3 separate regions of the Homo sapiens genome follow, and all the other regions are linked to region 1. Evidence: chromatin loops called from intact Hi-C (ENCODE). Cell type or tissue: PC-9. All regions are shown on one strand. Links, peaks and the distances in the headings refer to the core of each region. The heading gives the core; the rest is flanking DNA. Region 1 overlaps ATP13A3 (ATPase 13A3). Region 2 overlaps MB21D2 (Mab-21 domain containing 2). Region 3 overlaps OPA1 (OPA1 mitochondrial dynamin like GTPase).

What was found. Peaks named below come from ENCODE experiments on the same cell type or tissue, not always from the same donor. Only the 100,000 strongest peaks of a DNase experiment are listed, where the experiment ranks them.
Region 2: it touches region 1 in a loop (15-fold over the local background); 2 of 110 quality-filtered maps call a loop at or near these places.
Region 3: a loop joins it to region 1, with 3 times the contacts of the local background. A loop is called at or near these places in 12 of 110 quality-filtered maps.

What each region holds. Positions count from the first base shown.
Region 1 is chr3:194,398,467-194,408,574 of GRCh38, reverse strand. It overlaps ATP13A3 (ATPase 13A3), which reads left to right. Exons shown (of 34, transcript NM_001367549.1): 34 at 2,459-5,898. The coding sequence ends at 2,656. It overlaps GP5 (glycoprotein V platelet), which reads left to right and starts at 9,309. Exons shown (of 2, transcript NM_004488.2): 1 at 9,309-9,337. RefSeq lists enhancers at 7,373-7,925, 7,926-8,479. In PC-9, for the core only: CTCF peaks have their summits at 3,543 and 3,747 (motif pointing right); a DNase peak (open chromatin) is centred at 3,734; H3K27ac peaks cover 432 bases.
Region 2 is chr3:192,808,357-192,818,464 of GRCh38, reverse strand. All of the region lies in intron 1 of MB21D2 (Mab-21 domain containing 2), which reads left to right. Among named protein-coding and RNA genes, the nearest start is that of FGF12, 86 kb to the right of the region's middle. In PC-9, for the core only: CTCF peaks have their summits at 1,800, 1,999 (motif pointing left) and 5,520 (motif pointing left); DNase peaks (open chromatin) are centred at 1,974 and 5,514.
Region 3 is chr3:193,660,935-193,671,042 of GRCh38, reverse strand. It overlaps OPA1 (OPA1 mitochondrial dynamin like GTPase), which reads right to left. Exons shown (of 31, transcript NM_130837.3): 26 at 8,081-8,221; 27 at 6,047-6,163; 28 at 4,654-4,747; 29 at 3,763-3,873. It overlaps LOC102724808 (a long non-coding RNA gene), which reads left to right. Exons shown (of 5, transcript XR_924835.3): 3 at 149-235; 4 at 1,999-2,123. Among named protein-coding and RNA genes, the nearest start is that of OPA1-AS1, 39 kb to the right of the region's middle. In PC-9, for the core only: CTCF peaks have their summits at 5,233 and 5,438 (motif pointing left); a DNase peak (open chromatin) is centred at 5,452.

The sequences.
Region 1 (10,108 bases), core at 637-8,636:
TTCTATTTGCAAATAAATTAATTTTAATTTTATTGGTTGACTTACTTTCCACAAGTAGGGAACAGTGAATTGAGATATGTGTGTGTTTGGCTTTCCTTAACTCAGCTTGCTACGTACGCATTGCTGTTCAACCTGGCAGACTCTTTGGACAGACAAGTCCTATTATGTTTCTGCTTTTTTAAAAAAAGTCAGCAGTCAACATTAGTTTATTTCCTGTGGTAATCTAACAGTGCTACTTAAAAGTGACAGCTTTTGGCCAGGTGCGGCGGCTTATGCCTGTAATCCCACCAGCACTTTGGGAGGCTGAGGTGGATGGATCACGGGGTCAGGAGATCGAGACCATCTTGGCCAACGTGGTGAAACCCCGTCTCTACTAAAATACAAAAAATTAGCCGGGCGTGGTGGCGCGTGCCTGTAGTCCCAGCTACTTGGGAGGCTGAGGCAGGAGAATCGCTTGAACCCGGGAGACAGTGGTTGCAGTGAGCTTAGATCACGCCACTGCACTCCAGCCTGGCGACAGAGCAAGACTCCGTCTCAAAAAAAAAAAAAAAAAGGTGACAGCTTTCGAATTGATTTAGGAACAGTGGTTTTTTTCCCACAATTAGATTGACAAATGACACCTTGGGAGAAAAGTAAGATCCAAGTAGTAAACTGTCATCTCAGATGAAATATTACGTTTGTTGTGTGCCTATACTGGAAAGGCATTATCTGTTATTTTGGATCACTTGAAGAATCCTATACATAGTGACTTCTGTACCTTAATGCTAAATATTTTCCTGTGGACTTTTTTTTTAAGGTGATGCTGATATAACTCTCTTTAGTTATGACAGTAAAAAGGCTACTAGGCGAGTAATCTTCAGACTTTCCCCGTCCCCACCCCAGAATGCCACGTAGCTTACTTTTGTCCACCTTTTTTGCCTTTAAATTCTTGGTAGCAGTGCAGCTGATTGTGTTTTGTTGACAGGCTTAAGCTAGCAGACCTTTAACATTGAGAGCGGTGAGTCACGTTTACCGTGCTCTCAGCGGGGCCAGGGAGGAGAGGGAGAGAGTGGTAGGTTCCTGATGGTTGTTTCAACTGGATGAGAAAGAGCTACCAAGTTAATATGAAAAAGCTTTAAGAGCTTTAATTTTAAAGTATTTTTGCTCTTCTCCATTGGCCAATTTAGAAACATGTTTCAAAATACATCTATAGCTAACTTGCCTTTTTAAATCATGAGGCATTTTGGGTAACATTAGAATATGTAGCTCAGTTATGTTCTACTCTACCTTGTGAGATTACTGCATTTAGAGCTAGTTGTAGCCTGGTTTATATGTTGATTGGCAAAACAAAATGACCTGGAATTTAAATTTCATTTTGGAGAAGCAACAGCCAAAATCATTACGAAGTGGCTGTTCTTTAGAAGTAAATATAACTACTACGAGTCCTGGTGTAGTCATTTATATTTATTTCAAATTTCAATTGAGACAAATTCTGAGGGCCCTTTTCAGCCCTCTATTGAGTTTACATTTCTATGCATTAACCAGGGACTCTGCTTTCTTGTTCTCCAAGGATCATTTATCTAAGGCCAAATTCACTAAAAACATCAGGATTGATCAGAAGGATTTCAGTGACAGCAGAGCTTTTTGCAATGAAATAATACTAAGCAATAGTACTTGTTTTATACCCCTTTCCAGTCGTGGAGCACCGACGGAAACCATCATTATAAAACAGTATTGTTTTTTATATTAGTAAGGATGAGGTTTTAAAAGACGTAATTGACATTAAACATGATTGAAGCCCTAATTTTGACCAAACGATATTTACTTCATGTTTTGAGAGATGATATTAACAGTAACAAGGATACTTGTACACAGCTTTCTTCCAAAAATGATCATGCGGCTAAGTTGCCAGGAGCAATAGTACCAAAAGATAGTTTGGGACAGAATGTGAAGATTTTCAAATTAAATATTAAAAATGTTTTCTCTTTCTGAATGGCTTAAAGTTCTTAATACATTAGATATTCTGTGGTAAAGAATCCATATCTGCAAGTTATTTAAAAGGTATTAGTACACAAGAGTATAGGTATATAAAACTAAATGAAGTCAATCATATTGATTATCCCCCCAAAAAAAATATAATCTAAAGAATAATCAGTTCCTAAATAATTGAAAGCTGCCCTTACAAAATAAAACAAAAGAACACACATTTCGTTGTGTTGCCCAGGCTGGTCTCGAACTCCTGGGCTCAAGCAGTCCTCCCACCTCGACCTCCCAAGATGCTGGGATTTCGGACATGAGCCACCACGCCCGGCCAAAGCTGCCTTTTTTTAACATGGATTTTTTTTTCCCCCATTCGTTGTGCTCAGAAGTCATTTCCTCTTATTTTTCTCTGCTAATGTGTGCTTTAACAAACCTGTTTAAAACGACAAGCCTTTAATCAACTGGGGTGTTTTGTTTTGTTTTTTTCTTATTTTCTTAGGAGTCAGTGGATCGGTGGGGAAAATGCTGCTTACCCTGGGCCCTGGGCTGTAGAAAGAAGACACCAAAGGCAAAGTACATGTATCTGGCGCAGGAGCTCTTGGTTGATCCAGAATGGCCACCAAAACCTCAGACAACCACAGAAGCTAAAGCTTTAGTTAAGGAGAATGGATCATGTCAAATCATCACCATAACATAGCAGTGAATCAGTCTCAGTGGTATTGCTGATAGCAGTATTCAGGAATATGTGATTTTAGGAGTTTCTGATCCTGTGTGTCAGAATGGCACTAGTTCAGTTTATGTCCCTTCTGATATAGTAGCTTATTTGACAGCTTTGCTCTTCCTTAAAATAAAAACAGAAAAATATATCGTCCTAACAGTTAAATTAACAATCAATCCATAAAGTCCTATATCTTCATTCAGCAACCCAAATATTACATACATTTCCAGAATTTTCTTGATTGTTACTTTCAGTGATATTCTTTATATTGGGTACAGGAGAAGTTTGGTGTTTGGTAGGTTTTTCAACATTAGTTTTTGAGACTAGTTTACCTCTTCACATTTATGCTCACAACCCTCTTGTTAGAAAAGTCTGTGTTTATATACAGGCTGTAAGTTTGTGATTGATAAAAAGAAGATGAGTGTTAATTAGCCTCCAGTGAAAATATACTGAAAGCCTGTTTTCATTTGATTCCAATGTTTCTTCCAAAGAATTCTGTATAAACATATGCCAATTCCCTATGATGGTCTAGAGTTAGGAATGAGTGTTTATGGTGTTGCTTATAGAACAACTCAGGTAATCTCCATTTCTGGTTTTATATTTTCTGTACAAACTGCCTGGGTTTTATTTTTCTAATCAGCAAGGTGCTTCACTGCCTTCTTGAGACGCCTCTCAAAGCTCTTAAATGGCTCCTGTGCTATGTGTGGTGTTGGCAGTCTAATTTGCTTCTGTTAAATGTTGTAGAACCTTTTTCACTAGGAAATAAGATTCATTTCTTTCGGCAGTAGATGTAGATTCATCTTTTAACGTTTCTTCAAATTTGTTTCTGTCAGGCTTTGTGTTATTTTAAATGGTTTTTTAAAATTTTCTTCTATGTTTTCAATTACCTAAAGACATAGGATAATAGTTTTTTTTAAGTTAGAATTTTACCTCATAAAATTTTTTGAGGTTTGATGTATGTCTCTGTCTTATCAATAATGAGGCTTAAAAAATACTGGATTTGAATGGCTGCCGTTTTTTCAAAGCAATATGAATTTGATGAGTTTGTTTTATGCCATTAGGTGGCGCCAGAGGTCAGAACATGTCTATTTTGAATTGGATCGTTACAAATGAGCATATTTGATGCGGAAATTTCTGGGAGAAAAAAAATTGAGGAAATAAAGTTAAAAAATTGACATTCATTGAGCCAAAAGAGATGTGGAGAAACATTTTTCACCTTTCTGTTTGGCCTGATTAACATTTAAATTCTTGCCAAAATTAAGGTAACTTTTAAAAAACACCTTTTATAGGTGGATCCAGCAGTCTGGCAACGCCCACAGTTACCACAACACAGAAAACTGATCGTGCTATAAAATGGACGCTAAACTATGAAAACAGTGTGACATTGTTCTCTGTTCTTCCAGAGCCAGTAACATGCTTGCTCGTGCTTTCTACTTCTAGCTGATCATTCTTTTCCCAACATATATTTACAAATTTACCAAATTTTACCTAGAATTTTAGGACCAAATGGTTCTCACTCTTTATGCTGCAAAGACCTGGATGATGTTTGGTAACTATAGAAAAATAGAAATTACACTCAGGATCACTGTTACTGCTATTGCCACTGATGATTCCTGCAAAAATATAATCGAAGTTTTCCATCAAATGTATAATATGCTATTAATACACATTAGATGATAACAGTTGTTCCATGAATGATTCTATGAAGCTATGCATCTTAGACCTCTTGAGCTGTGAATTAGCACTATTTTCTATAGTTACTTATTCTCTGGATCATTTTATAATTTCCATATTAATTTCAAATATGCTCGTGTTATTCTTCAGTGATTTCCACAATTGTGCATTTTATTCTTTGGTTTAAGTACTGAAGCATATAATGAAAGTAATTGCTAAGTAGCAGCTTAAAAATTCAATTATCCGATTGTATTTAACATCTTTAAGAGCATGATCATAAAGAGCTATTTTTGACACCCCCCCCCCACTTTTTTAACATTTAGAGTTAGTAAGGGTTTTATATCTCTTCTGTCCATATTGTTTTCAAAGGAATGAGGTGTTTAGGTGGCTGGAAAAGCATTTGTAGGAAGTTAGATTTGAATATAGACAAGGTGGGTTATTCACGTTGAGAATGTTATTTGAAGAATGCCTGTGAAGCCAGGTGTGGGTTCTACTCAGTGCCATAGATAGACTGAGTCTTCTCTCGTAGGTTACCATTACATAGTAATTTTGATTCTGAATTTCACATTAAATTATTTGAGTTTATACAGACCTAAATTTTAAAATCTGTACATATATTATTTTGATGTATTAAGATGAATATTGCTGATTTAAATTTTATTTATGCACATACTTAAAGGACAGAAATGTCTGGGAAAGTAATTGTTAAATAATGATATGTAACTTTTTAACTTTTTAAATAAATAACAAGATTTTTAATGTGTGTCTCCCTCAGGGTTGTTTAAAGTTTTTTTTCTCCCTCAAGTATAAATAGTGGTAACTATATGTTTTGTATCTTCTAGCACCAACTGCTGTAAAGCAATGCTGCAAATAATGCTTGAATACAAGTGGCTAAGCCAACAACAGAATAAATACTTTTATAGTAGTTTTATAATCCTGAAATTCGAAAGCTTTCCCAATTGCACTTGCATCTAAACAAAACTGTTGCAGTTTTTACTCTATTTATTTTGTTCCCCATGTTTATGAAAGTCCTGCACAGTTTCAAAGGCATGGTAAATAATATATCAATGTTTATGTAGTCTGTTACAGAAACAGCTATAGATAACATTATCCAGTGAAGAGCAAAATTCAAGCTTTAGAAAATATTCATGCATGCAATTTTGACATATCTAAAAATAGGTTTTTGTATATTTATGGTGGGAGGTGGTTGGGAACTTTTAACAAAATGGGGTGTTAATTTTTGTACAGTCTGTGGGCATTTACACATTTTTAATGTATTAAAATTTGGTAATTATGTGTACATTAAATTAATAAAAGTTACTTCTAGTTATGATTTGTGAATTCCCTAAGACCTTGGATTTTTTTAAGTAACTTTATATCAGAAATGATACTGCATCTTTATATTTTTAAAATTGTATTGCTGCTCAAGAATGGTACCCTCTTGTCAAAAAGGCATACATTCATAATTGTACATTCAGCATTGTAAATAATCTTATGAAACCTTTTTTGATTGAAGCTATTCAAAATAAAAATTTTAATGAATGAAATAACACTTTTTTTCTGTGTCTTTATTCATTTGTTTGCTTTTTAGTGACATGAATACTGCCCTTTGTGGATTTATTTTCCTGCCTAATAATACTTCCCCATTTCCTTCTTTTTTTTTTTTAAAAAAAACTGGATTTTGAAGGAAATAAGAACAACATTCTGCATATCATGCCATGTGTGTGAGCATCCTGGGGAAACCCCACAGTCGGATGCAGTGTAGAGCCAAATGTTAAATGCGAGGAGGTCTGAGGGCAATGGTGAAATGAAATAGAAGAGTAGGGACTTATAATCTATTAATAGTTGGGAGAATCAAACCAAAAGCTAATACCATGGAGAGAGAAAATGGTTGTAAAAATCCCAGAGAAGACAGGACCTTTGTGTGTGGGTGGGAGTTGTTTCCATGGAGCTCAGCTCCGGGAGACACGGAGCCCCTGCTAGGGAATATGTGGCTGGCTGTGGTGTGATGAATTCGGGGGGTGAGGGCCTGCCTGCCTTTAGCTCAAGTTCTTAACAGTCGCTATGGTTTGTGCGGCATGTGTGATCCTGTCCCCACAGCCTGCTGGTGTGGGCACAGTTCTGCATGTCTCTCCTTCCGCTGTATCACTGCCAAGGGACAGGGAGTCCTAGGGGCTTGAGTGAGACTGTCCGTGGTCCAAGTTGGGGTGTGGTTGCTCCCTGCTGTGCCCGGCCCACTGAGTCTCCCTCAGAGGAAAAAGGCTTATCTCACCCAGGCACAGACCTGCTTTTGAATAGCCAAGCCCCTTAAGCCAGGTAACTGTTTTACAGCAGACTTCTGACCTGGTAATGGATACAGAATCTTAAGACTTGGAAGCACTGGAGCTGTCAACTTCCTTGCTCCAAATACTTCTCATTACCTCATCAACTTGCTCAGTGGATGGACTAAGAGTGTTCCCCCACTCTGCAACTGCCATACCTACTTTTCCCTTCCTGGACAATCAAAGTGTCTTCCTAAGGGACAAAATGTAGAGGCCATTCTGACTGGAGGTTTTCCTGGGGAAATAGGCTAAAGAAGGGCCACAGGAATTTGAGCCATCGGCATCTTACTCTGTTTCACAGCTCGCCTTCCCAGTCTGTCATGTTGGCTCCCTGGCAATTTCATGGGCAAGGGGGCGGGGAGGCTTTCACTCGATGTGCCTATGCATGACGGACTTACCAGGTCACCAGTGTAGCAGTTCAGGGCTCTGGAGTTGCATTCCTTGATCGGAACTGAAAGACCTCCCGCGATACCTGGCAGAGGCAGTGGCTCTTCCCTGTGGTCCAGGGCTGCGTGACTTTGAAGGTAATTTCAGTCAACCCAGCCTTTACTGGGCTCTGACTGCATTAGGCTGCATCAAAGGGGATTGGATCCCATGATTCTTTATATCTTCTGACATTAAGCCTTTGTCAGCTATAGGTGTTACAAATATCTTTAGTTTGTGGTTTATCTTTTCCCCTTTTTTATGGTGTCTTGAAGGATAGAAGTCTTTTTTTTTTTTTTTTTTTTTTTTATTGATCATTCTTGGGTGTTTCTCGCAGAGGGGGATTTGGCAGGGTCATAGGACAACAGTGGAGGGAAGGTCAGCAGATAAACAAGTGAACAAAGGTCTCTGGTTTTCCTAGGCAGAGGACCCTGCGGCCTTCCGCAGTGTTTGTGTCCCTGGGTACTTGAGATTAGGGAGTGGTGATGACTCTTAACGAGCATGCTGCCTTCAAGCATCTGTTTAACAAAGCACATCTTGCACCGCCCTTAATCCATTTAACCCTGAGTGGACACAGCACATGTTTCAGAGAGCACAGGGTTGGGGATAAGGTCACAGATCAACAGGATCCCAAGGCAGAAGAATTTTTCTTAGTACAGAACAAAATGAAAAGTCTCCCATGTCTACTTCTATCCACACAGACCCGGCAACCATCCGATTTCTCAATTTTTTCCCCACCCTTCCCGCCTTTCTATTCCACAAAACTGCCATTGTCATCATGGCCCATCCCCAATGAGCCGCTAGGCACACCTCCCAGACGGGGTCGTGGCCGGGCAGAGGGGCTCCTCACTTCCCAGTAGGGGCGGCCGGGCAGAAGCGCCCCCCACCTCCCGGATGGGGCGGCTGGCCGGGCAGAGGGGTCCTCACTTCCCAGTAGGGGCGGCCGGGCAGAGGCGCCCCTCACCTCCCGGATGGGGCGGCCGGCCGGGCGGGGGGCTGACCCCCCCACCTCCCTCCCGGACAGGGCGGCTGGCCGGAAGTCTTAATGCAGACAGCATTATCAGTGTGTTCAAAAGACACGTAGACACGTTTTGCCTATAGACAAATGGGCAAAAGGAAACCCAGCTTTCTCAAATGAAGCACAAGTGGGCCTTAATTATGTGAAAAGGTGTTCAAGTTCATCATTAAACAGGGAAAGGAAAAGTTAAAATCATGCTGAGATATCTTTCATAGAAATGGCAAAAAGCAGGAAGTGCCACGTGTGGGCAGAGAGGAAGCACAGGAACTCTCACAAATGGCAGGTGTCATCGTAGACCAACACAACCACTTTGGAGAGCAGTTTGACTTTCCCCAGTTAAACTGAACATGTGAGCGGCCGGGCGTGGTGGCTCATGCCTGTAATCCCAGCAGTTTGGGAGGCCGAGGCGGGCGGATTGCCTGAGCTCAGGAGTTCAAGACCAGCCAGGGCAACACGGTAAAACCCCGTCTCTACTAAAATACAAAAAATTAGCTGGGCGTGATGGTGTGTGCCTGTAATCCCAGCTACTTGTGAGGCCGAGGCAGGAGAATTGCTTGAACCAGGGAGCAGGAGGTTGCAGTGAGCCGAGATCGCACCACTGCACCCCAGCCTGGGCGACAGAGTCCCCCTCCCCCACCAAAAAAACAACAAGTGAGCATCCTGCAACCTAGCAATGCCATTGTTGAACAAGTTCAAAGATGTTCTTAGCCTTATTAGTCCCAAAAGGAAGAAAAAAATGGAGGATTTGAGAATGTTCTTAGCTTTATTGCTAAGCGGAGAAAGAAAAACAACACATACCAAAAAAAAAAAAAAAAAAAAAAAAAAAAAAAAAAAAAACCTGGGTGGGAAATTAGGGCCATGTGGCATGAAAAGGAAGACCCAGGGGAAGTGTGGCCCATCTAGGGGTGTGGCTACTGCAGTGATCCAGCTGTATCACTGAACTTCCCTGGCATCATAGAGTTATATTGTGCCATTTATGGAAAAACTCTCCCCACTGCTCTTGGCTTTGACAGTAGGAATCAGGTTATATATGGTCTCTCGGTTTGAAGATATTTGTCATTAAAAACCAGAACAAGGGCTCTGAGATAGGGTCCTTTCCTGACCTACTCTGGTAAAGTCTTTATCCTCAGGATGCAAGGATACCACCCTCTTCCTGTGGAAAGTGTCGAATCACATGCAGAGCTCTAAGTCTTTCAGTTACTTTGGAGTGCAGAACCATTTCAGGTAAGGCCAAATATTTTAAACATTAGTATAGGAAATTAGAGGGCTCTTTAGTCTGTGTGTGCATGAGAAGTAAAATTGCACGAGAAGCAATTTATGTAAAATTTCGCTTAGGAAACATTGTTTTGGCAGGTTAGTAGTATGGTGTGCATTTCCCAGAAAATTCAGTGCCGTGAGTATTACCTTTAGTTAAGCATCTTAGAAATAGTAGCTCTTTATGGCTAAGTCAGAAATACTACCCTCAAATTCTATGTGACCCTAGTTATACTGTTGAGCCTTTCTGTGCCTCTGTGCCTTCATCCTTGAATCGGGGATAATATACTTACCTCCTAAGGTTATTGTAAGGATTAAATGCATGTAGTATAAATAAAGAGCTGAGAACAATGCATGGCGTAAAGTGATAGGTATTATTATATGCTTTTGTTGGCTGTTGATTGAAGGTGTTCGCTGTTTTGGGGGTGTCCTTTAATAGAGTAACTTGGTACTGTGGAAATAGCATGATTGTGAGCAAAAGAATCAGATGGTGGTGGCTGCAGACTTTGCTGTTCCCTTCTTGACTGTTGGTTATAGCCAATGCAGGGTAAGTTATAAAGTCAAGAGCAGAGCCGTTTTCACAATGGACATTGCTTTGTGATGTCTGTGAGCTTGAATGTGAGAATGATTATTTTAATTCTCTATGTAAGGACTTTAAAGTATTGGCTATTCGGTAGCTTGAAAACTCTGTAATCTCAATGCTTTAAACTGAGAGTGGAAAATCAATAAAGCAAAAGCATG
Region 2 (10,108 bases), core at 949-8,948, 1.6 Mb after region 1:
TCTGTGTTTGAGTACATTTTTTTTAGCTGCTAGTTCTTGATTGTACAAAATATTAGCATTCTAGGAAAATTGCATGTGAAAGCAATCCAACTTTTAATTGTGCTGACATCATTTTCCTATCTGCCAGTCCTGTACAAGCAGTTCATGTTACAGTGACATATTCTGTAGTAGGTCAGACTGTTTCTAGATATCAGTGGCCTAAACCCCAGACACAGAACACAGGGGGATGCAGGTGAATAAGGCTCCGTTCCTGTCTTCAAAAAACTCATGGTCTCATGTGAGACATGAGAATGAGCTCAAATAGCTGTAGTACAAATGCTGTATGAAGGGGGACAGGAAATAATTTGTATGATTGTGGAGTAAGGTTAGGAGGCAAAAGCTTTTAGGTGGGTAGAATTGGCAGGATTTCAGCAGGCAAGGAGGGAGGGCACACTGAAGAGAACAAGTAGAGGCTTGGGGACTGGAAAACACTGGACATATTTGGGGGACTAGCATATTGTGGGGGATCCGTTTGGGGGCTGGGGCCAATTAAGAACATAAGGGAGCAGTTAAGACAGGGACGAAAATGGAGATTGGCCTCAGAGTGGGGGAGGCCTTGGCTATGGAGATGGGGGCACCGTGGAAGGATTTTGAGCAGGTGAGTGATGTGATTAGAGCCCATCCTTCAAGAAGCTCCTTCTGGCAGCCTATGCTGGGTGCGGTGGTGGGAACAGAGTGTAGTTCGGAGGTATTGCAGTTGTCCCTGTGAGAGATGTGAGGACCCTGGCTGGACTGTTACAGTGACACACAGTGGCATGGGGTGTGCAGGAAGGACACTACACCACAAACATTTTAAGGACAGAATCTGAAGTATTTGTCAACTGAGTGATGGTGCAGGGCTCTGGTGGTACCTGTTTAATGATGACAGATTTACTGTTTGCAGTGATGCTAGCTGTCATGATTGAGTCCTGTAAAAGATTATATTAAGCTAAAACTAACTGTAAAAATCAGTATATCTGTTTCTTTCCCTTCCTTTCTCTCACTTCTTTCCCTTCTTCCTTCCCTCCTTCCCTCCTTCCCTCTCTCCTATCTACCAGGTGCTTTGTGTTAACTTTTCATTCAGAGTGTTTTCTGTCCCTTACAAAGCTGACAGAGTTGTCAAGAGGTTTCACCCACTCAACCCACATTACTTGACACACAGTTACTTGCATTACAAAGCACTGCATGAGGAGCTCTTGGTAATAAAGGGGTGACTCAAACACAGATCCTCCCCTCCAGGGTCACGTCTGTGCTGTTGAATGTTGAACCACATGACTACATTACTAAATAAAAACTAAAATTAAAAGAAAAACAGGGAGGGAAGTGATAGAATAGATAGAAAAAGTATTGGAATATTTATTTTTAAAAGTCACATGCCCAAATAACAGGATAAAGACGAGTGTTATTCATTAACCTACAGAAGTGTGAACAGAATGTGATTTTAAAAATACAATTACATTTTCTCAGGATTGCAAAGTTCCAGAAACTCTGCTTGGAGCTTTATGTAACTGTTTCAATTAAGTGTCCCAAGAACCTTATGAGAAAGATGATATTACCCCCATTTTTTTTTTAATGGGGAAACTGAAGTTTCAGAAAGTCAAGTAACTTATCCAGATGCCACACAGCTAATAAATCATGAAGCTAAGGTCCACATTCAAGCGTGCCTGTATCCTAAATTAATAATCTTTCTATCACGGCATCCACATCATCCTTTCTGGCATCCTTCTTTTCTGTCTTCCTTGTTCACCTCAAAGCTGTGAATCTTACCAACGACGATGTGACATCCCATCGTGACAGTAGAATTGCTGCAAACAGCATGTGGGCATTTGAAATTCACCGGCAAGAAGCACTGTGTTCTCACTCACTTTGAAAGCATACCAGTAAAATCAGGTATTAATTTTAAAAATTTATGTTCAACCTCAGGCCTTACTTTTTGGGTTGCAGCCAGTCCAGCAACTAAAGAAAAATTAGGAAGGCATGACCTCTAGTGGAAAGACTGAAAACTTCATGTGATTTTACTGGAGAGTTTCTCCTCAAACCACCTCTTGTTAGACTGGAATTATGGAATTTTTCATCTGAAAGTTACTGTCATAACAAGACTTGGGTCTGTGTACAAAATGTCATTTTTGTCACTATCTTAAAAATGGGATTTTTGCATCTCACAATCGTAGCACACCTGAGTCCTTTAATAACCTTTCTCAAGTCGGAACCATCTTTTTTTTTAAAAAAAAAAATTGTCCTCTCGTCTTTTTGCCACTTCACTATAAAACCCAAACTGGACTTTTGGAAGGGACACAATATAAATACAGCTGTCTGCATTTAATCTGTCGTCGTCTCTCAATTCAACCCTGGGACAATTGATAGCTTTGGAAATTGTACACCTCTATTCAAACTGTGTGATCTTTGGTTTTGAGAACTGAGCTGTAATTGTGCCCATCACTGCAGGTTTATTGCTTGGCTGCCAAGTCAGCTCCACACTTGATACTCACTGACCCATATATGTGCTCCCAAGCCAAGTGTGGTATGGGCGCCAATTGTCCTTAAGGATTCGGCTGGTGATGCAATCACTTTATCTATGCTTGAGATTGAATAGAGGACAAAAATCCATCCCTATCTGATGGGTAGAGGAAGATACGGGCCCTGAAAAAATAGCAGAAATCTAGCACAAATACATCATTTTCTTTCAAACTAAATGAATACCTGGGTGGTTAGAGATGAATGAATTCCCCAATTGTACAGAATGAGACCTGTCACATCCCTCCTGAATCTCAATTACTATCATGTTTCCAAAAGCCCGCCAAAGTTGTCTTCCCTGATTTGAAAAGTAGCCAATCTCAGCTCTTCAAGATCTTAGAGAATTACTGAGACAGTAAATTCCTTCCTCTAACTTGACAGCTTTGCCTTTCCTGATTTCATGCAGTTAAACTTTCTGCTTTGAAATTGAGAGAGAGGCAGACTCAATTTTTAAAAGCATTTCAACATTGCTAAACACATGTCTCCTTGGAGATTATGCTTCCATCCTTGTGGGGTGAGACATGGGAACCTGCATTTTTAACAAGCCTCTCGGTTTGAGACCCACATATGAAGCAGGGAGTTCTGGATTGAGAGTCAAGTACTTTGGGTTCTATTTCTGGCACCTGTGCCAGGTTCAGTGCTGTGTCACCTTTGCTTTCTGGGCCTTAGCAACCTCATACATACCATGGCAGTTGGAATAAATAACCTTGAAAGTCAGTTCTGGCTCCAGTAAGCTCCAATTTATTCATTCTTTGTGTGGGGAACACATATATAACTTAAACTTCATTCTCTGGAGACCAAGACTTAGCGAATTTTAACTTATTCAAACAACATCCTTTAATACTATGAAATTAAAGAAACTCTTATTTCTCCCTTAGTAGCCATCATTTGGTTAATAATTTCTGGCTAGAATGTTTGAATGCCACACTGTTCATCCACTGACTTGCTCCATTTTTAGATGGTTGGGGGAAAGTAGATGAAAGAAGCCATCTCTCAAAGTATGACTTTCCCATGTCAGCATTATGAGACTCATCTTTGACTTTGTCTAAGAATTTTTTTTTTTTTTTTGGGATGGAGTCTCGCTCTGTCGCCCAGGCTGGAATGCAGTGGCACAATCTCAGCTCACTGCAAGCTCCACCTCCTGGGTTCACGCCATTCTCCTGCCTCAGCCTCCCCAGTAGCTGGGACTAAAGGCGTCCACCACCACGCCTGGGTAATTTTTTGTATTTTTTTTAGTAGAGACAGGGTTTCACCGTGTTAGCCAGGATGGTCTCGATCTCCTGACCTCGTGATCTGCCCACCTTGGCCTCCCAAAGTGCTGGGATTACAGGTGTGAGCCACCGCGCCCGCCCAAGACTTTTTTTAATTGAGCAGGCATGGATTTAAAAACACTGCAGCTTTGTCCTCTTTTAAATGATCTACCCGTGCTTTTAAACTGCAAATTTCTACTTCTGCAGAGGGCTTTGGCTGGTTATTTCAAGTCTGATTTCTTTTGATCCGAACATTTTCAAGCTCAAACAATAGAGTATGTTTTTACCCAGATACTGAAAACAGTTATCAGGTAGGCAATTCTGTCTCAGCAGATTCAGCTCTTTATTAGTCTGTTAGCCTGTCAGTATTTTTTTTTTCATGTCTGTTGTCCTTGGAAAAACTCATTTGATCCCTTAGTCCTTTCTTAAATTACAGGGATGGGTGTAGCTGTACTAATCTGAACTTCTGGATGTATCAAACATTCCAACTTTATACGATGGAAATACTTCTAAGACTTATTAACATATCATTATTTTTCAAACTAGCATGTTTTTAGGATATTACTGATTTGTTATTTGAAAACTAGATTGAGGAAATTAGTATTTGAAATAACATTTACTTATTTAAACGAAGGCAAAAACAATAGAAGCAGGAGGTCATTGTTAATAAGCCATGTGGAAAATTGATTAATAGCTATTAAGCACTTGGTTATTGACACTTAAAGACAAGTTATTTTTCATCAAAGATGTGTGTTTATTTTGCTGGCATAGGTAAGGAAAGAAGGGAATCTTATCAGTAACCCAGGCAGTCTGGCTATAACCATCATAGATTCCTCCCAATAGAGCACACCTTACATTTTGAGCCCTTTCTCCCACCTTACAACAAATTGACAACTTGATGGGAAAAAAAATGATCCCTCTATCTTTCCTTCAAAATAATTGTGTGTGGTCAGATTAGTTTTAGTCTGGTTTAGGCCGGAGAACTAGGTGGATACTTTGTATACTCATCTTGACTAGTTACTTAGGGCTAGGAGCCTCAGCCTCCACATCCCTACAATGAGAATTCTAGAGCTGTTCATCAAGTAATTATAGGGAACAAATGGGAAAATGATTGTGGCCATTCTCTGGAAACTGCAAAGCGTCATACAATATATATATTGTTTATTTAGACTTGATGGAAGATAGGTTAAAACATTTTCTTTTTATTAATCTTCTGAGCTCCTGAAGTCTTCAATGTATTTATTCACTTATAGTCAGAATGAAATAGTCCTGAAGGAAGAGTAGTGTCTCAGCCTCATAACATCAAAGACTGTTTCCTCTGACTTCTTTTTCTTTTATTCCTGGAAACTGAAGCTTTGTTCATTAAAAAAAAAAAAAAAAAATTAACTGCAGTAAGTGCAAGCGGACAACTCTGCCTTGCAAAGAGCTCCTGAATATGCATTGGGAACCCATTGTCAGCCATGTTGCTTGCCAAGACAAAGCATCTTTCAGTCTTGGCTCAACCTAGATGATCCCTTCAGCTTCTAAATTATCAGGAGGATTTTCTCAGGGAAACTAAACAGAAAAGTTACAAGTCACTGGGTGGAACCTCAAAGTAAATAGGCCTGGGACTGATGCTTTTAATGTAGTCTTATCACATTTTAGCCCGTTGATCAGCTTGTTTCCCCAAAGATTTTATTCTAAGATTGTAAGACGTCCAAGCCCAGCTAGAAACTCTTAGTAAATGAGTAGAGTGTGGATGCCATCTCCTGGCAGTTTTTGGGAATGGCTTAGTAAGGAATCCATTTATTTATAGGTTCTCCACGTATGCATCAAGGGAAAAAATACATGGTTTTAATCTTTTTAGAAATTAGGTATTAGACTTTGATCTTAGATCACACTATAGTTATATAGTAACTTTTCTCCTGCTTCCCTGATGAGGTTGTTGACTAAAAATTGGTGCTTTGGAGAATGTCCTAGAGCTAAATTATCCTCAAAGAACAAGAGGAGACGTGTCTGTGTAGTTACAGTATAGTTCATGAACAAGCCCCTAGCTTCTCCTTCATCTCTTCTGAGAATGTGATATGAGTCCCTTGCTTGCAGATATAGAGGATCTGGAGTCTTTCATCATGTCTCACAATGACAGTGTTGTCAGTCGAAGTATATCACCTGACAGTTTCATCCACCATAAAGATAGAGTTTATTTCAGAAAACTTTGTCATTAGGCTCCACCATCTATTTACTGATTCAGCTTACTCTGCTGAACTTCTCTTGTGTTAGGGTGGGAGATACACAAGTCATCAGAGGGACACTGACAGGTAAACACATAATTGATAATTAGTGTAAACACTACACTAAAAAAAGTACAGGCCGGGCATGGTGGCTCACGCCTGTAATCCCAGCAGCTTGGGAGGCCAGTTGGGAGGTCAGGAGTTTGAGACCAGCCTGACCAACATGGTGAAACCCTGTCTCTACTGAAAATACAAAAATTAGCCGGGCGTGGTGGCGCACATCTGTAGTCCCAGCTACTCGGGAGGCTGAGGCAGGAGAATTGCTTGAACCTGGGAGGCAGAGGTTGCAGTGAGCCAAGATTGTGCCACTACCCTCCAGCCTGAGCAACAGAGTGAGACTCCATCTCCAAAAAAATAAAAAAGCAAAAAAAACAAAACACGCACACACACAAAAGAAAGTACGGACAAAGGTGATTGAATGAAGAAACTAAATATATCATTTAGAAGTATTTCTGTACAATTTAGAGGAATAGAGACAGAATAATCCTCAACAGAGGCTGAAAGAGAAACTTTGTTTTGGTCTTTAAATTTGGCTTGAGGCTTTCATGTATAAGTAAGGTCTGTTTGAACAAAGCTCCACTCTGATGGTTGGTTCCTGGAGTGAGTTCTTTTTTTTAATCCACCCTCCCCAACCTTAATCCCCATTGTTCTCTTTGGAATTTAAGAAAGAAATGCCTGTATCTGAAAAATATATGGATTTTCACCTCTCCAAAGCTTTCCAGAGGTCTTAAAATGTCCCTTGGGAAGTGAGGAGAATTGAGATAACAACAAAGCAAGAAATAATCAGGAAGATGCTAGCTGTAAATGCACAGAAAAGCAAGCTTGCTGATCTGTGAAGGCTAATGAACTCTTTTTGAGAATTGTTCTCAGATCTAGTTTTATAAGACTTGTAATGGATCTATAACTGATTGTGGGAAAGAGCAAGTAATCCCTTACCAGTAGCTTAGGCTTCCAGGCTCCTCATGGCCAGTTGTCCATATGAAATGTAATGTCATCAAGAATTATTAACAGACCTGAGCCTGTCTGTCCCTGCTTTACACCCCCCACCCACTACAGTTCCAGAAACAAGAATTACTCTGCTGTGGTAGTTCACTTGGGAGGTGACACAAAGAAACAGGAGTGAGGGAATACAGCAATTGAGACAGATGAGAGAAAAGCCAATAAAGATTCTGTCTATTAATAAGCTATTGAATGGGTTCATCTGAGAGGTTGTATAGAACCCAATGTAGAATCGCCCACAGAGTCTGGGGAAGCTAGGGCATTTATCTACTGATTCTGCCCCAGTGGTTGACAGTCGCCCCAATGGTGTCAGTTCTCTTGCATTAACTCCCCTGCACTTCCTGGCAGTGGCTGGAGAGAGAATGCCCTTAGGCAGAGGGGCAGAGTCACTGGCACTTGAGGAGAGGGGCTGGGAACATCTCGGGGACTGCCTGTCACAGCTGCAAGTGAACCCAGGGATGGGCTGGGGACACAGGGCAGGATATCAACAAAGTCATACGCACATGTGCGTGCGCACACACACACACACACAAGCATACTCATATATTAGGAAAAATGTAAATTCAAGTGAGGTCTGTAATAATAGGAACTATTAATTTTGTTTAGATATGAGAATGGTGGTTATACTTAAAAAGTCTTTAGACAAATGTCTGTGTCTAATTGAGAAAGTGATGTTTATGGGTAAAATGATAGGTTGTCTGGGATTTACCTTAACATATTATGCCAAAAAAATGGGATAAATGAAATAAGAATGGCAAACATAATTGTTGAAGTTAGGTGATGGATACATGGGAATTTATTTTACTATTATATCTACTATTGTATATGTTTGAAAATTTCTAAAGTAAACAGTAAAACAAGTTAGTAAACTCGTCTAAAGTAAGACAGGGTCTTCTTTGACTAGCCAGTGATAGTTTGTAAGTCCTTTAGAGGAGGCTTCTTTATATAAATTGGGATCATTTTAAAGCTAGTTTAGCAAATTCGATAGTTTGTAAGTCCTTTAGAGGAGGCTTCTTTATATAAATTGGGATCATTTTAAAGCTAGTTTAGCAAATTCAAATGTGTAATGTAGATCACCGATTCAAGGTCTCTTTTACATGGATAGTGACACCTTTTTTTAGGGTGCTTGTTACAAGGAGCATTATCTCTTATCACAGTTTGATGGATACCAGTTTTTGTTTTTAGAGAAGACACAGAATTCTTTCTTCATGTCCCAGTGTACCCGATAAGGGTTTTGTACAGAGACAAAATGTGACTGTAATAGGTACTGCTGTGTCTGTAAAGGGAAAAGACTTTCTTCCATTAGAGTTCAATAAAAGTTTCTGGCCTTGTGGTTAGTATGTTTTTGGCAGTCATGTTCCTGGCTACCTCCACCTGTCTCCTCAACCTAGTAGTATAAACTTAGGGGATATGACCTTCAAATTAAGGCTCTGATGTTGGGTTAAAATAACAAATTAGACTACGCATCTGAATATGTGGGAATATTTTCAGAGTTTGTTCTGGGAGCCTGAAAGAATTTCAGGGATGCTGTTGTGATTAAAACACTTGTGGAATGTTCTCTGAAAGTTGTCCAAGAGCTAAGTGTGCAACACAGATGCACACGCACACGTGTGCACCCACATAGCTGTGTGTCTCAGCACTAAGTATCTTTTTATAATGTCATCTATAATCGTCTCTTTCCTATGATCCTTGACCCATTTGCTCATATACTTTATTCCCCAGAGATGACTAAAGTCAGTTTTTAATCTGCTCTAGAAATCTGTTTACTCCAAAATAGAATTTGTTCCATTTTTGGATGGAGAAATAAATTTCTACTTACTGTTTCCTATACAGTTTATGTGGCAGTTCCAAAGGCCCAAGGTATTACATTGTTTATTCTCTCCTAGGAAAGCCCATTTAATGCAGGAAAGCAGCATAGGATCAACTTGAATTTGGATCCCAGGTCAGCTATCATGGCCATAAACAATTTATTTGGCTGCTATTTTTCTTAATTTCCTTATCTGTAAAATGGGGACACTAGGCTGGGCATGGTGGCTCACGCCTGTAATCCCAGCACTTTGGGAGGCCTAGGCAAGGCGGATCACGAGGTCAAAAGATCCAGACCATCCTGGCCAATACGGTGAAACCCCATCTCTACTAAAAATACAAAAATTAGCCAGATGTGGTGATGCGTGCCTGTAGTTCCAGCTACTCGGGAGGCTGAGACAGGAGAATTGCTTGAGCCAGGGAGATGGAGGTTGCAGTGAGCCAAGATTGTGCCACTGCACTCCAGCCTGGGGACAGAGCGAGACTCCATGTCAAAAAAAAAGGGAAGGGGGACACTATTGCCCACTTGAAAGGGCCAAGAAGATTGAACGAGATGACACAGGTAAGCATTTGGCCTGTGCCGTAGTGCATGGTAGTGGCATGAATGTTTGTGCCCTTCTCAGAGAGTCCTTGTCATGAGATGTATGTACTTCAAATGTGTACTATAAACTCAGCTCTTCTTTTGCTGTTATGTGTGTCATTGCTGGTGCTAGTTATCTCTTTGTAAAACTGGTGAAGTCGGCTGGAGGATGTGACAGCAGCAGGGCTGCAGTTTACAAATGACATAGAGTAGGCCAGATGAGAAGGAAGGGCAGCATCCAGCCTTTGGGCGTAATGCTCAGATTATGGTCTTCTTACAGCCACTGTGACTGGGCCCACACTGGATGGTCATAGGTGGCTATAGAAGTCTACGTTATAGTTGTCTGTCTTAAGTAGTAGGTTCTTGGGATGGGCAGCCACCTCGGAAGACATCTATACTGAGACTCCATCCCTGCTGAAGATTCTGATTGATCCTCTCTTGGGATAGGAAAGGTACTGCCTCCACAGGCAGCATTGCTAGAAAATTCTGCCGGATGGATGACTTTACAACATTACACTGAAAACTTCTCTCTATATGTTCTGCTTAGTGAAACCATGTAGGCAAATTCCATTTCTTCTGTACTAGCACAGCTTATCAGATATTTGAAGATGGCTCTCATAGCCTTTTTGAATTTTCCATTTTTCAGGCTAAATAATTTTCACTCCTCTTCT
Region 3 (10,108 bases), core at 1,035-9,034, 740 kb after region 1:
TCAATGAGTTACAATTTGTTACTGTCATTATTTTGGGGCCCAAATTGTCCCCAGCCTGGCCAGTTGGAGCCTCCTTCAGAGGGTTTCTGTGACCTGCTGACATCTCCTCATCATCTTTCAAGCACTCCCTTCCTTTCTACACCCACAGGCTCATCCTGTCCTTTCCCTGCTCCAGCTATGGAATCTACCATATCTCCAAAGAATCCTGGAAGAGCCTCTCCTGAGACAAAATCATGTGAGCTCCTTTTTCATTTCTTCAATCTTCCTAACTCTAGCTTTATGGTTTCATTTCAATAGTGAACACAGTATATCTTCTCCAGGATGTGAAAGAAAAATGTACTACTACTACTTATGTACTCATCTTAAAGGGCAGTCAGGGCTGGGCATGGTGGCTCATGCCTATAATTCCAGCACTTTGGGAGGCCGAGGCGGGCGGATCATGAGGTCAGGAGATCGAGACCATCCTGGCTAACATGGGGAAACCCCGTCTCTACTAAAAATACAAAAAATAAGCCAGGCATGGTGGCGGGCGCCTGTAGCCCCAGCTACTCGGGAGGCAGAGGTGGGAGAACCACCTTGCAGTGAGCCGAGATCGTGCCACTGCACTCTAGCCTGGGCGACACAGCGAGACTCCATCTCAAAAAAAAAAAAAAAGGTGGGGGGGAAGTCTCCAAGGTAAGGAAATGATTTAAAATCGTACAAGCTTAAAACTGGCAAAAATATGAATGCATCAACATTTTAACACTCTATACAATATTCTGTAACAGGCTGAAACTGTAGTAAAAATTTGATTGCCTCCCTTTCTCCAAATCCAATCAACCAACACACTATGTTCTAATTGAACAGGCTATACTAGAAACTTTGATCCTTATAATACATTAATAACTTAAATTTGGAAAGTTTTCTGGCTGAAGTATCCATGACCCTATTCCCAAGTGTCAGACCAAAGATAAACAGTAACGAAAAGGCACTCTCCAGACTCTTTTCCAACTAATGAACAAAGTCATGGCTCATCTCCTTGAGGGTGACTGATGCAGCTGAGTTACTGGCAAAACCCTTGCTTCCAAGGACATTATTTGGTACATTAACACCATTATAATTTTATATGTACAAAAGTAGTAAATCATTTCAAGGGAGTTATATGACTGCTTTCTCAGGAAAACCAGCAGTAGAACATAGAACTTGGCTTGACAGTGTACATATCTGAGTTAGTAATCCACTTCCTTTAAATAATCAAATTGGGAGCGGAGAGTAATGGGGTTGCAAAGCCTCTACTAAAAACATAAGAAAAGATACTTATGATTTTCCAATCACTTAAAAATGTGTTATGCTGGTAAAATTCATTGAATTGTTTCACTGTCTTGATAATTATATCACGAGGGATATAAAAGAAATATATTTGTATACACTGTGACAATGATATACCACTTCCTGTAACGGTACTAATTTAGCATGAAATTATGAACCAGGGACTTGCAAATGTTTGCGGAAGTAATTCTAACAATCCTGAGAAATAACCACTATAATAGTCATTTTACAAATAAAGAAGCTAAGGCTCTGGGAGATTCCCTGCCGAAGATGACACAGCTAGTAGTAAATGGCAATTCAGATTTGAGCACTAATCTTCTACGTTAGCACAAACTTAACTACATTGCCAAGGTGGCATGAGAAAAACCAAAAGTGACAGAAAATGAAAATAAAAGTTAAAATGAGATATGTCTCGAAAGAAGAATATTTAAAGGAAGAAAGAAAAGGAAAGGAGAAAGCAATGCAGAACTTAGATTATTACTAGAGGGAGAGAATGGGGCCGCAAGCGCTGATGGCAAGGGGTGAGCATGCTGCGCAGGCACAGGGTGTAACACAGAAGAGCCCTGCCTGGCTTCTTCAGGATAACCCTATGGATTGTACTGTAATCCTACAACTCAGCTTAGAAGGCACTTTTAAATTTGCAGAACTTCTTTCTAATTTATTAACGATATCTGCTTTTTTTCCTTTTAGATATCAGAAAACTAATAAGACAGGAAATTTAAGTACACGTTGAAAGAAAAAGATACTTTGTTACACGAAGCTGAAGTCAGTGAAACTTGTAACAAGGCAGGCTCAAACAGAGGTACCAACTACAGGTATTTTATTTTTATTTAATAACAATAATGTTTCACTGATTTCCTTGAGTTCTCAAAGATCTAAGTAAATTTTAGTATGCAATCCTATCTTAAAGCTAGGAACCTACAAGAAACAACCAAATATCAACCCCAAACAGTGACAAAGTGATTATTAGTAGGGCCAAGCTAGGGGGGTGGGAAGGGGAAGCCATGGTAGCCTACTGCAGGTGTTAATGCCTGACCTGGGTTACAATGGGTTCACATGGGGCTGTTGGTAGCCTGGTCCAGTACTGAGGAGAGTATCTGTGCAGGAGGGTGGCCTGGTGCAGGCTGGCGAAGCACAGGCAGGGTAAAGAGGGTATCTCCACAAAGGCATGGTCTGGCTTCAGGTGAGGAAGGAATCTGTCTGGGGTCGGGCAGAGGCTAGCGGGTGGGAAGGATGAGATGGAGAGGCACCTGGCACAAAGCGTCAGAGCAGAGCTCAGTAAAAGGGACTCCATGACGAAGAGCAACCTGGCACGGATGTCAGAGCCCAGACAAGGTAAAAGAAGTGTCAATGCTGGGTGCGGCGCCATGTGGTGGCCTGGTGTGTAGTGTTGAGTCCGAGCTGGGGAAAAAGAACATTTCTGCAATGGAAAAGGACATATCTTCATTCAAGTTGGGTTACGTATAGGAGGACTGACCAAAATATGAAAATATATTAAGGATACTAGAAGCCCGTTTTCTATCAGGAAAGCAAGTGACAAATATCGAAAGGGAGAACACTAGAACAAACCTTGTAATGCTGGATTAAAATGGGAAGTATCAGCATCAACTCACAGTTTTTAATAAATAAATATACACATGATTTAGGAATACAGATGTCAGTGTGTGTATATTCACCTGCACACACACAAACATTCACAACACTTAGTTCCTAGCTCTTTCCACTGAGAAACCAGGGAACAGTGATATTCCAATAACAGCATATATAATTTCTAGGTCTCCATTTCTAAACACCATTCTTCAAAAAAAGGAAGCTGGGTCAGGTATTGAGCCTGGAACATCTTGTTATATGGAGGGATAATACTGGGACAACGGGTGAAACTTGAAAGGGGTCTGAGAATTAGATATTGTAATTTATCAATGTTCGGTTGCTATGAGAAAATCTGTTTCTAAGAACTATACATGAACCTACTTGGAAGTGATAGGACTTAAGGTCAGCAACTTACTCTCAAATACTTCAGAGAAGAAAAAAATTCCTTGTAACTTTTTTTTTTTTTTTTTTTTTGAGACAGAATCTCGCCCTGTCGCTCAGGCTGGAGTGCAGTGGCAGGATCTTGGCTCACCGCAAGCTCCGCCTCCCGGGTTCACACCATTCTCCTGCCTCAGCCTCCCAAGTAGCTGGGACTATAGGCACCCACCACCACACCTGGCTAAGTTTTTTGTATTTTTAGTAGAGACGGGGTTTCACTGTGTTAGCCAGGATGGTCTTGATCTTCTGACCTTGTTTTCCACCCATCTTGGCCTCCCAAAGTGCTGGGATTACAAGCGTGAGCCACCGTGCTCAGCCCAGTTCCTTGTAACTTTTCTGTAAGTTTGAGATTAAATGGATCAACAAACAAATGGAAATGGGAAAGGTGGAAAGGTAGTAAGGTAGAGGGCAGTAAGAACTACTCACTGAGGTCTTCCGCCAGTTGAACGCGTTTACCAGTAAGCAATTTAATCTTCTTCTCACCATCTTCAGCAAAATCTTCCAATACCTCTTTAACATTTTTCTCTAATCGCCTAACTGTTTAAAGAAAGTTAAAAAACCTGAGGAGCATCGTTTTTATAAATGAATAAAGATGATAAAATTAACCTATATATATGGAGAGTAAATTTTTTATCATGTTAGAACTATTGCTAATACTTTTCATAGTCATAGAAAATCTCTGTTATACAGTAGTTTTATCAGCATGAAACCTATATAGTCTCAGAGAATGTCATATTCTTAAGCTATACACTTTAATGGAAGTGCAGATTTCCCAAAAAACTAAGTGATACCTAGGAGTCCATTCCCAACAGAGTTTCATGCAATGAAAATAAACTCCTGGTATGTTTTATCACCCATCTTTTCCAATTATGATTTATTTTAAAAGCAAATAATAATTTTTGTCTTTTTTTTTTAAAGAGACAAGGTCTTACTCTGTCACCTAGGCTAGAGTGCAGTAGTATGATCATAGCTCATTGTAGCCTCAAAATCCTAGGGCTCAAGTGATCCTCCCATCTCAGCCTCCCAAGTAGCTAGAACTACAGATGTGTGCCACCATGCCCGGCTAATTTATTTTATTGTTTGTAGAGATAGAGTCTCACAATGTTGCCCAGGCTGGTCTCAAACTACAGGCCTCAAGCGGTTTTCCTGCCTCGGCCTCTCAACATGCTGAGATTACAGGCATGAGCTACCACACCTGGCCAGTTTTTCTAATAAATCTACTTTTGGGAAGTATTTTGGCATCCTTCTATTAAATATGGATATTACCACTATTATTTTTTAATGTCAAAATAAGACTGCAGTCCCTATGTGGCTTACCTTCAGTATTTGTAAGTTGTTGCCTTAAAGTATTTGCGGTGATAGCAAGCATGCGCTGTATACGCCAAAACAAGACCACATCATTGCATTCCAACTGAAATATTAAGTAACTAAGATTACCAGATGCAAAGTTAAAATGAAAACTATCATCGTAAACACATACAACTACTAGAACCAGTAGATATGTCCTAAGCTTAAAAAGTACTCAGATTTACCTAATGCATATACTGTAGATATAAGCTACAGAATCCTTTCTGTACGGAGCCATGAAATTCTGCATAATTTGGCTTATATCTGTCTGACACCTAGATAGCTTTGTTTCAATTCTAATGACAAAGTAAATAAGCTTGAGTAGTAGCAAATTACATTACATTGTATGTAAGTTGAAATTCACAGCATATACCCTCCATTTATATTTAGTTTCAGCTAACCATGTTTATCTTAAATACGTCCTTAGGTTAACCTCTTTTCTTTGAGTCTGTACTCAAGCCATTTTTAAAATTCAGCTGTGTGAAAATAAAGTGATGTATTTAAAAAGAAGCTTATTCTACAGAAGGCAGTTTCTACAGAAGTTTCTTCTTTCTACAGAAGTTTCTATAGAAAGAAGTTCACTCTACAATTAAAATTATGCAAAAAAAACTTGCCACTTTTAATTAGGTGCATTTAAATATAAATTTATGTTCATCTACTGAAAACAAAAGAACAGCATGTTAGAAGTCTCAATTAAATAAGATTGTTGATTAACTGAGCTTTATCAAAAGGATATTTAAAAGCATTTTTGCTTGTAAGAAAATGCTGAAAATATATCAGACTGCTGCCACCTAGGGGTTACTTTAAATTATGAATCATTTTAATACAAGAACTTTATGATTATTTAAAACAAGATTTAGTGATATGAAGAAATAATTATGACACCTGAAAAAAGCATGATAAAAACTGTTTTGCAGGATGATTTCCATTATGCAAATGGATGGTTATGTTACACACACAGATACACACACACTTTCTCTTTCCCTCTCTGTCTCTCTCCCTATGTACAGAAAAAGTTGAAAAGAAATACATAAAAATGTTAACTAAAATTCTTACAGGTCAGGGAATAAGGGACTATTTCCTGTTATTTATTTATTTTTTTTACTATTTATATTCACACTTTTTTTTACTATTTATATTCACATATTCTTATAAGCATTGGGGATAATATGCACGTATCACGAACAAAGTGGCAAATATCTTTGAAAATATAAGAGTTAGATTATTCTTTATAAATTACACATACTTTTTTTCCCCAGATGATCAAAGGACTTAAAATTAATGCTTAAGCTAAAGTTTACTTTTAAGCATATTTTGACAACTGTTGCTTAAAAATACTTCTCTTTGTTTTTGGAAACCTTACCTCAGAATCTACAAAATGCCTTTGGTAGTAATAAAAACCTCTTCGACAAAGGTTACAATGGTTTAGAGCTGTTTTTAAAAAATGTCTTCTATAAACTTGATGCCAAGTATCCTTAATCTAAAATGAGAAAAAAGAAAGCCCAGAGTTACTGTATATTCTTCATGTTGATCAACCACACTGAGAAGTTGTACAAAAATTATATTTACCAAAAAAGTTAATTAAAAGCAAAAGCAAGGTTATTCTTTACATAGTTATTCAAATTTTTTTATTCACTTACTTTTTTTAAGGCAAAGATTAGATTTACTACTACTCTGACCCATTACCAGTTTATGTACTTAAAAATTAGCAATGATTTAAACAAATGCTGTTACTATAATCAAATAATCATCTTGTGGAGTAGACAGGGTAGGTATTACCTTCCCCTAGTTAGAGGTGAGGAAACCAATGCAGAAAGAGGTTGAAAGCCTTATCTAAAAACAGAGTTAGAACTTAAGATGGTCTCAGATCATGTCTAGCAACTCAACATTTCCTTTCTGTTTATAAAATTTTACTGCTACCATACCAATATGATCCCTACCACTTTATTACTAGATACTCTGAGTGTCCAATATTCTTTAATACCCTCTGTCCTTTTTTGAGCAAAACAATAATAATGTTAACTAGAAAAACATCAACCCCTTTTGACAGATGAGGTAAGTGAGGTCAGAAAAGTGGTATCAATTATTAAAGGACATATTATTAGCTAATATAATGGAAATACACTAGAATTCACATGTCCTGATATCTAGTCCATGCAATATTCTTCTCGTGGTACTTTGCTACTTATTTTATAGCTTTGCAAAGTGCACTGAACAAACTGTCACTTAAAAAACCTGAGGTTTTCTTGGTCTTAGAAACTAATTAAGACATACAGTCAATTCATTGCCTAAGACATGAGCAAAAAGTTTAAAAAAAAAATCACGTAACATCTCTTCTATACCACTCTGAAGAGAAAATCCCTCCTACTGTATTCACCAACGTGCCACATAACGTTTAAAAGTGTCAAACTGAATATAACTTATTGTTAACGAGAGCTGGGACCAACAAGAATAAAACCTAAATCCACATTCAACTCAAACAGCTCATGTAATCATTAGCTTTCATCTCATTTTCAATATATAAATAATGCTAGATGTATATAACTGCTTTGAGTTTTACCAATTTTATTTTTATTTTTTTACTTGTTCTGACCTGTGGTGGAATTTAAAATAAGTATACTCATCCCTCAAGTACAGAAACATAAATAGCACATAATCTTTAAAAGAGTTTGTGTGGCTTTGAAATTTGTTAATGATTGCTTTCCCCACTAGACTTATTTTTCTAATTGTGTTCACTTAAGCTAATATTATAAGGAGCTTTTGAATTCCTTACATCTTAACTAAGCAGTAGAGAATGTAGTTTTTAAAAAACGTGGGCCCGAAAGTATTTTTTAAAATTCATCCTCAAAAAAAGCATCATGAAGGTAAGCAAAAAGTAGCCTAAAGTGTAGACTATTTTTATTCTCACATTAACAAAAGAGGACAATGGAGAAAGAACTCAATGGTCATATCCAATTTAATAAAAACAACATTTTTATTTTTTCTGAATCCACTCACATCTAATTGAGTTACATTTGACTGTAAACCACACACAAAAACACATATATATGCCATTTTTAAACAGAAATTCTATTTTGCAATCTGAAACAGCGTGACGTGGGGCAAAGGTCTAGGTCGGTTTCATCCCATTTTGCATGAACTGACTGTTGACCATTGAACTTGCCAAAGTAAATTTCTCCATTTACAAATTAAAGCATTACTCTTAAAAAAGCAATACTGAGAATAAAATTCCTTCTCTTCACGCAATCAAAATGACTAAGCTTTTACTGTCAGCAAATGTACACGTGACAAAAGTCAAATTAAGCACTTAAATATCTAACTAACACATGTAGTAACATTTACTGCAAGAAACAAATATTAAGGAAGCAGATTCCTGCTTCTCAGCAGTATTTATTACCAAGCTTGGATCTACTTCTACTCCTCGGGATTCAAGGTTCTTCCGGACTGTGGTTATTTCATCACTTGCAAGATAAGCTGGGTGCTCCTCATTACATTTCAACATCTTCTCCAATTCATTCTTGGTTTCATTGTGAACACACTTTAAAATGTTTAAAAAAGGACTGTGTTTAGATGGTTCATAATTTGGTGCTTGAAAAACAGTCTCAATTTTAATAAATACATTACTATTGCATAAAAGATAACACAAGCTTAATCACAACAAACAAGAAAGAAACACAAGAAAGAACACAGCACCCCGGCTTATGAATATGGTAAATGGCCTATGAACACAGAAGAATTTGCCTTATGAGAGGGTAGAAAACCCAGGGATTAGCCCTACTTGTTATGTATTTACTTTTGCTGAAATGTTTTTTCCTGTGGAAGTTACAGCACCAGGAATCTTACCATGTATTTTCTTTCTTTCTTGACCGTAGGGTATAATTTGAATCTAGGAAAAAGCACCCTGAATGCATAGGAAGAGCTGATGTTCTAAAATGCTTCATATCTAAGAACTATACTTAAGAACGAGATTACTGTAAGGACTTAAACTTGTTGACATGTTTCTTTTCCAATAAATATAAAATGCATAGCTTGATTTTTAAAAAGCTTTTTCATAAAAAATGGTACTTCAGACTGCTCCTGTGAGGTATCTGTCCTTCTTAAATTCACTTCCAGTCTCTTATCTGTAATTATTCATAATCTCTTTACCAAAGGAGGAAAACTTACCTACACTAGTTATGTTTGATAACAAGATTCTTATACTGTGTTAAATTAATCTTGTCATTTTTCAAACCTCCACTCAAAATTGTATATGATAGAAGAAACTAGCTTTAAATTCAATCATTACCCTAAATAAATTACTAGAATAGAAAATCTACCACAGCTACGAAACTGAGTGTTTTTTTTTGCCCCAAACTCTATCACAGCTATGAAATCTGAGTAGACAAGATTAACACATAAATGCAAACAATTAACTTGTAAATGGAACTACTAATTAATACTCTCTGAAAACTAATACTTCAGAAAAAAGAGCATTTGATAAAGAGAAAGTTCACTGTTTGCTTAAACATGTACTATTCAGTCTGAGATGGAAAGGAAATCGCTGGTAATGGTGTTCCCAAGCTCATCCTGCCTCATGTTTTACTTCCCCCTTTCTACCCATCATTTGACTGTCACCACACTTGGCCATTAGAAGAGAGAACTACTCTTGGATCTATCCTGACCAAAATTTCCATTAGTTTGGCTTAAACAAGGCGAGAATGTTTCAAAGGGATGAATTTTCCTAGAAAACAAAAGAAACACAAAAGCACAAAATACTTTTCAGAGAATGGATTTCTCATCTTTAAGTTTCTTTTCCTGCCAAATCCTGTCATTCAGCTAAGTGAACTTACGATGTGAGACCTAGGGATATTCTCAACCTCTTCTAGAATCCATGTCTCACTGTAACCTCCAGGTATGAGGTTGAAAACACTTGTCTTCAACTGGGAGTGGGAGGGATAGAAAGGATAGAGAAGGAGAGCTTGACTCAATGAGTCTGACATGAGGCTAGCTTTTGAAGAAAAAACAAAACACTATATATAAACACCTCCCCGGGTGATTCAGATGCCCCTCCCTTCTATATTCCAAATTATGGCCTCTGTTCTACAGTCAGCCTGGGTCTCACACATGCTGCCCTGAAATCCTGTGGGGAGAAGGCTCTTCTGTAAAGGGTTTCCAGATTCCTCTTCTAGGCTTACAGACCCTTTGCACTGACTTTAAAGCAAATTCCTTTCTTTCTCTTGAAGGGATTCCCCTATGGGTTTAAGTTCCTGACAAAAATAACTTACGAGCAGGAATCACTTCTTTCAGAGAGTGTTTGGCCAAAGCACATTTACCACCAGTCAGTTGCTGAGGCAAGTTCTGCCACCAACTGTTCTAGAGACTTTAGGCCTAATATCACTAAGTCTTGAAGGCCAGATACCATTTTTCTTTTGCAGTTTATCTCCCT